Regions from separate parts of the Homo sapiens genome. Here region 2 is linked to region 1. A link is a contact called in ENCODE Hi-C or POLR2A ChIA-PET data. All regions are on one chromosome and are shown on one strand. Each heading gives the region's core, a stretch centred on a gene start or an enhancer-like site at or near the end of the contact. The rest is flanking DNA. Distances are from core to core; before and after follow the strand shown. Region 1 overlaps REEP1 (receptor accessory protein 1). Region 2 has its middle 48 kb from the start of KDM3A.

Region 1 (3,233 bases), core at 407-2,906:
TGCTCTGTGCTGCTCTCAGAAGCCCTTCCCTGCCATGACATCTGGTGGTTTCATGATCAGACACAGTGTTTCCAGTGCATTTCAATAGAGCTGTGGTTGATTGTAGGAACTGAATAGTTCTGGAAGGCTGCATGTGCATAAGAGTGTGTCCAGGATTCAGTGTCCAAGTTCTGGTTCCTTATCCCCGAGCAGGTTGGTTGCTGCTGGGATGGGGGTTGCTGGACAGCGGGAAGCAGGTGAGGCCTGGTGGTGGCCTCAAGACCTGGAAGCCGTTGTCCTAGCCCTTCCTTTCTTGGACCTCCGCCTCTCCAAGGGCCTCTTAATACCTGTGCCCTGGCTCTCAGGTCTGCATGCAAGGAACCCTTTGATGATTGGCCTACACCATTCCCTCTGAGGCCTTGGGAAAGCCCCTGCACTCTGCAGGCCTCAGTCTCCCCCTCCATGAGGTGTCCCTTGGTCCTCCCAGCTCTGACAGTCTCTACTGGATTGTGCAGTGGTGGCAGATGGTGTTGGGGGAGGTCTGTCTTGCACCTGGGGCTATAGGCTGACTCTTAAGCAGTAAGAGGATTTCACAGTTGTCGGGGACACTTTCCTCCTGGTCCCCTGAAATGTTGTCACAAGGGGTGCTCACTCAGGCCAAAGCCTGGGAAGATTCAAATTACCTCTGGGGCCATGCAGAGCCCCAGGATCCCTCAGCAGACAGGAACATTTTCTAGGAGTTGTAAATTCAGGTCTTAATTCATGATGGGGGTAGGGAAAGGAGGCATTTCGGAGGCTGCTAAGTGCCTTTTAGGGCAGTGACAGAGCTTAGAGGCCCCAGGGGCAGCAGCCTCTATTCTAAGCTGCACATCTCAGATGCCAGAACATTCTTTTCCCATCTTTGCTCTGTTCCTGCCCCATTTGTCAACTGATTCCCTATTGTTTTCTGCATGTCTTTGTCTCTCTTTTTCTGTGTGTCTATTATTATCTCTCTCTCTCTTTTTTTTTTTCTCTGCCTACCTCTATGTCATATAGAACTGAACTCTGGATTACTGCCTGTGTGGTTAGTCATAGAGGTGTCCCTCCCCCCCTTTTAAAATCAAGCATGTAGGACATAATTTTTAAAAGCAGTCATCCTTTTTGTCCTCTCAGAGAGAGAGAGAGAGAGAGAGAGAGAATTGCATTTTGAGTGTGGCCTCTGGGCAGTGTCCTTCTGATTATAGCAGGAGGAGCTGCCTGAGGTTTAGAGCATGGGAAGTGAGTGAGCATGTGTGTGTCTACATGTGTGTATGTGAGTGTGTCTGTGTGTGAGTGTGTGTGGATGGGGATGTGTGCATGGTGCACACGTGTGAGTTTTAGTGCCAAAGACCCTTCTCTAACGGAATGTTCTTTTCTCTCTCCTCGGTGCTGTTGGGGACGTGGATGTAAGTGTTCCAGACAGGCGTGCTCTTCTGCAGACATTTGCTGCCTTCCATTAATGCTCCCGCTAATGTGTGCTGTGTGGGATGTTTTTGCTAACCTGGGGGAGGTTCTGCTGCACTGCAGGGGTGCGGCAGCCCTGGGCCCACTGCAGGCTACACAGGCCTTTAAAGGGCTGAGAGGCTCTGCCAGTTTCTCCCTCCCTCCCTTCCCCACAGAGAGAAGAGGTGGAGCCTGCAGCCCTGGCTGCTGTAGCCCTGCTGACACATTTGCTAATACAGAAACATCAGCCAAGGCCACACACCCATTCCCCTGCTGTGGAAGACGGCAGAAACCCTGCCCTTTCCTAGAAGCAACCCAGCTTTGGGCATCATAGTGGCAGCTCTGCAGGCTCAAGGCCGTGGCCACCATCACCTGAGGTTTGCAAGTTGTTATGGCCATGACCTTGGGCGGGAGACCCTCCTCCCACACACATTGTCTCTGGGAGCCAATTAGAGTACTAAGATGTGGATAGCAATACTCTTTCAGGCCTGTTGCCAGGGGTAAGGACCTGTTGGGTCACCAATCTTTAGATCTTCAGGGACAAGAACATGGAGGAGGCAGAGCATGGGATTTTCTACCCAGCTACTCACTCTCCTGCTCCTCCTGGTGCCCCTCTTTTGGGACTATGTTCTGTGGGGTTCATTTCTCCATTTATACTCCTTCCTGATATAAAAAGGAGTTAGGTCTACTTGTGGAAATATATCTAAAGTAGCAAATCAAAGTAAGAAAATTGAAGCATGGGGAGAAGGGAGTGGGCAAGTAAGATGGAATCAGTGGGGAGAAGGACATTTTAAATGCATACCATCAAGGTGTAGACTGTTGAGACACCTGGCTTCCTTGAAACCACTGCAAAGAGGGAAATACAATTATTAAGAGATTCAGTCCACTGTGCAACAGCCAGCTAGAGGCGTGGAAGCTTGTCTTATTTAGAATGTTTATTCTCACTGGTTCTGAGAGTAAGGCAAATATTATAGACAACACTCTTGGCAGAAATGCTCAGCGGACACAGTGACTAGGAGATGTCTTATCTTCTTAGGAGGTTCTCTCTGTAGCTTCTTCCTGAGGCTATTCTGGCTCCCTCACTGCCCACACTGGCCTCTTTTGCTCCCAGCCTCTGCTGAGCTGAGCACTTGTTTCTATTCCTGCTTGGATATCTGGGTTGTCCTTGAACCATCACTCCTACTGGGCTGGAGGGTCATTTCTTTTCTACCCTGCAATCCTTGCAGTGGAGAACATGCACAAAGCCATTTTGGTTTCAGTCCTGAGATTATAGTGATGATGGTGATTTTGGTAAGTGTGAGTTCATTGCTCAGCCTCAGTGAATCCAGACTGGATAACTAGCCTGGGTTGTTAGATGCCTGAGGATCTCACGGTGACTTTGGGCCACCTTCTGACACCCACAACCATCAGTACAGGGAAAGCCCTGGACCTGGATGTGGAGGGTACAGCATATGCAGAGGCACAGTCTCGAACCGGTACCCACCCCACTTCCATGTCATGGAGTTGGCTGCTGGGGTGGAGCTGGCCAGGCTGCTTCTGCAGTTTTTGCCTTGGTCTGAGGGCTTTTGGTCTTTTTTCCCTCCTGCCAGGCAGGAGGTATCTGTGTCCAGAAGGAATTTCCTGGTTTGGTTAATGGGGGTGTCAAGCTCTGACTTGGGACTAGAGCTGAGCTCTCTGAGATGACTTCAGGATTCTATTTAGTTTAGTTGATGAGTGGCCACTGTGTGCCCAGCCCTGGGTCAGGTGCTCAGAGAGACTGAGGGAGGATCAGCCATGGCCCCCCAGTCTCAGGA
Region 2 (3,234 bases), core at 86-2,585, 170 kb before region 1:
TCCCGAGTAGCTGGGATTACAGGTGCGTGCCACCATGCCTGGCTAATTTTTGTGTTTTTAGTAGAGATGGGGTTTCACCATGTTGACCAGGTTGGTCTCGAACTCCTGACCTCGTGATCCACCCGCCTCAGCCTCCCAAAGTCCTGGGATTACAGGCGTGAGCCACCGTGCCCGGCCCTAGCTATCTTTCTTTTATCAATTTCTGATTTAATTCTATTGTAGTCTGAGAGCAGATATTGTGTAGTTTCTGTTGTTTTAAACTTGCTAAGATAGGTGCATGGCCCATAATGTGGTCTGCCATGGTGAATAGAATATATTTTTTACTTTTTAGTATGTGGAAAAACAGTATAATGAACTATATTTTCATCACTAGGCTTCAACTGTTATCAACACATGGCCAATCTTATTTCATCACTGGTTTCTCTCTTCCTGGCTAATTTAAAGCAAATTTTAGAAATTATATCATTTTATCAATAATTGCTTCAGTATATATTATAATGTGGGCATCACCATTGAGAATGTGGTCCTTAGGAATTCAACAAAATCATCCTGTACCAAGACCCACTGATATCCTTGCCTTTACCTACCCTACTCTATGCCCTATACCTTGGCCCAGGCTAGATGAATCTAATTTGTCTCTGTGCACTGAAAGGACTCTGCAGGTGGCTGATATAAATATGCCTTTGGGAAGCTACTTCGGGTGGCCAAGGGGACAGTATTGCAGTTGGCAGTCTGACTCCAGCTGTCACCACTTGTGAGCCATGTAGCCTCAGACAAGGCATTTAACCTCTAGAGCTGTATCAAGGTTTTTCTCTTCTGATTAAATGGAGAACATAAAACCTACTTCACCAAATTGTTATGAAGCTTAACTAAATAAAAGTGAAAGTCAGGTTAGTCATTATTATCACAGTTTATGCAGCAACACAATCATGTCAGGGAAGTCTTTAGTGTAGGGATTTCTTTTGCATACAGGAAGCCCTGTGCCAACTTTAGAGAGTCCAGAAAACCCCATGAAACCACAAGACCTAGGCACCAATTCCCAGAACAAGGCTGAATTTAGTCCCTGATAGAGTCTGAATCCTGACTATGGCAAGCTAGGCAACTCAAACTGTCCATTGTGAACTGGGCATTATCTAATCCACTGAGTCATAAAATTGGAATGTGCAGCAGTACTCAGTATAAAATGGAAATGGTGTTTACAAGATAAGGCCCAAGCAGGTATAAAAGGCTCAAGAATATTGCATAAGCAGGTGGCTCACCCTCCCACATTTTTTGCTTCTACTACTTTACCACCTCTCTCAGCCCACACCAGTGGCCTCAAGGGGAGTTGCCTAGGACTAGCTGACAGAAGAAGAAAAAGCACAGGCTTGGTTTGCAGTGGGTCTGCATGATAGGGCTGCAAGTGAACAGCTGCTGTTTTACAGCTCCCCTGAAGAGTGAGTCTGAAAGGCAAGGGTGAAAGGAAATCCTCTTAATAGGCAGAATTTTAAGCAGTACATCTGTTGTCCACTTACTGTAGAAGGCGAGATGCCCTGGAGTATGCAACTATACCAATTTATGATCAAGGATTAATGGATTAGAAGAGTGGTCACTGACTTCTGAGGAGCAAGATTGGAAGACTAGTGACAAGGAAGTCTTCAGGAAGTATGTGAATTAACTCTTCAAAACAGGCACTAAAAATGTACATATTTGTAACCACTATGAATGCTCACCAAAGGGCATCTACTGAAGAGGCAGCTCTCTGTGGTCTAGTGGAGTGCACAAAACAACCCATGTGTGGCTGAAAGTGATTTCCTTTCCCTAAACATTTTGATGCTTACTCAATGGGCCCATAAACAAAATGTCCACGGTGGCAGGGGTAGATTTTACATGAGCTCACCAAGCTGGATTCCTCTCGCCAAGATTAATCTAGCTAACGTCACTGCTGGGTGCCCAATGTTCTAACAGCAGAGATAACACTGGGGCCTCATTATGACACCTATCCTTGGGCTGCCAGCCAGCCCCAATGTCTTAGGTTGATTATACTGGACATTTTCCATTGCGGAGGAGACAGCAATTTGTCTTTATGGGAATAGATACTTATTCAAGATACGAGTTTGTCTTCTATGCCCACCATAGAAGTCCTTCTGCCAGCACCATTTGTGGGCTTAAATAATGCCTTACTCAACATCTGCAACTCACACAAAATTGCCTTTATTAAGGAGATCATTTTATGGTGAAGGGCATTCTATAGACGTGAGCTCATTACTTGTATCTATAGAATTCACTGTTTTTGCCATGTGCTACACATCACCCCAAATCAGCTGGCTTGATTAAACAGTGGAATGGCCTGTGGAGGGCTCAGTTACAGTGACAGCTGGGAGGCTAGGGTGCTGCCCCATAGCATGCAGTATATGCCATACACCAGTGGCCAAAACATGGTTATGGTCAAACTCTTTCCTAAAATTTTCCTCTGGATCTTTCAGAGGCTTTGCCTTCCTTTTAATTCTTCCTAATGCTATTTTCTCTTAAAAAATTCATCATTGGCTGGGTGTGGTGGCTCATGCCTGTAATCCCAGCACTTTGAGAGGCCAAGGTGGGTGGATCACCTGAGGTCAGGAGTTCCAAATTTCATATGGAACCAAAAAAGAGCCCATATAGCCAAGACAATCCTAAGCAAAAAGAACAAAGCTGGAGGCATCATGCTGCCTGACTTCAAACTATACTACAAGGCTACAGTAAGCAAAACAGCATGGTACTGATACTGAAACAGATATATAGACCAACGGAACAAGACAGAGGCCTCAGAAATCATGCCACACATCTACAACCATCTGATCTTTGAGGAACCTGACAAAAACAAGCAATGGGGAAAGGATTCCCTATTTAATAAATGGTGTTGGGAAAACTGGCTAGCCATATGAGAAAACTGAAACTGGACCCCTTCCTTACACCTTATAAAAACAGTAACTCAAGATGGATTAAAGACTTAAACCTAAGACCTAACACCATAAAAACTATAGAAGAAAACCTAGGCAATACCATTCAGGACATAGGCATGGGCAAGGACTTCATGAATAAAACACCAAAAGCAACGGCAACAAAAGCCAAAATTGACAAATGGGATCTAATTAAACTAAAGAGCTTCTGCACAGCAAAAGTAACTATCATCAGAATGAACAGGCAATCTACAGAATGGGAGAAAAAATTTGCAATCTATCCATCTGACAAAGGGCTAATATCCAGAATCTATAA

Evidence for each region. Hi-C counts contacts between places; a loop is a spot of excess contacts on that map. ChIA-PET counts read pairs that join two places held with the same protein, here RNA polymerase II (POLR2A). Pooled maps may share reads with other maps.
Region 2: a pooled map shows a loop between it and region 1 (3-fold over the local background). The contact joins two enhancer-like sites. A Hi-C loop is called at or near these places in 1 of 168 maps with a recorded cell type or tissue (endothelial cell of hepatic sinusoid) and 3 of 50 pooled maps. POLR2A ChIA-PET finds 5 or more read pairs at or near these places in 1 of 52 experiments (Panc1).

What each region holds. Positions count from the first base shown.
Region 1 is chr2:86,221,659-86,224,891 of GRCh38, reverse strand. All of the region lies in intron 7 of REEP1 (receptor accessory protein 1), which reads left to right. Among named protein-coding and RNA genes, the nearest start is that of MRPL35, 24 kb to the right of the region's middle. Within about 2 kb of position 1,656, at least 16 of the 41 ENCODE cell types and tissues checked have a DNase peak (open chromatin) inside an H3K27ac peak, as active enhancers do.
Region 2 is chr2:86,391,786-86,395,019 of GRCh38, reverse strand. No RefSeq gene overlaps it. Among named protein-coding and RNA genes, the nearest start is that of KDM3A, 48 kb to the left of the region's middle. Within about 2 kb of position 1,335, at least 6 of the 41 ENCODE cell types and tissues checked have a DNase peak (open chromatin) inside an H3K27ac peak, as active enhancers do.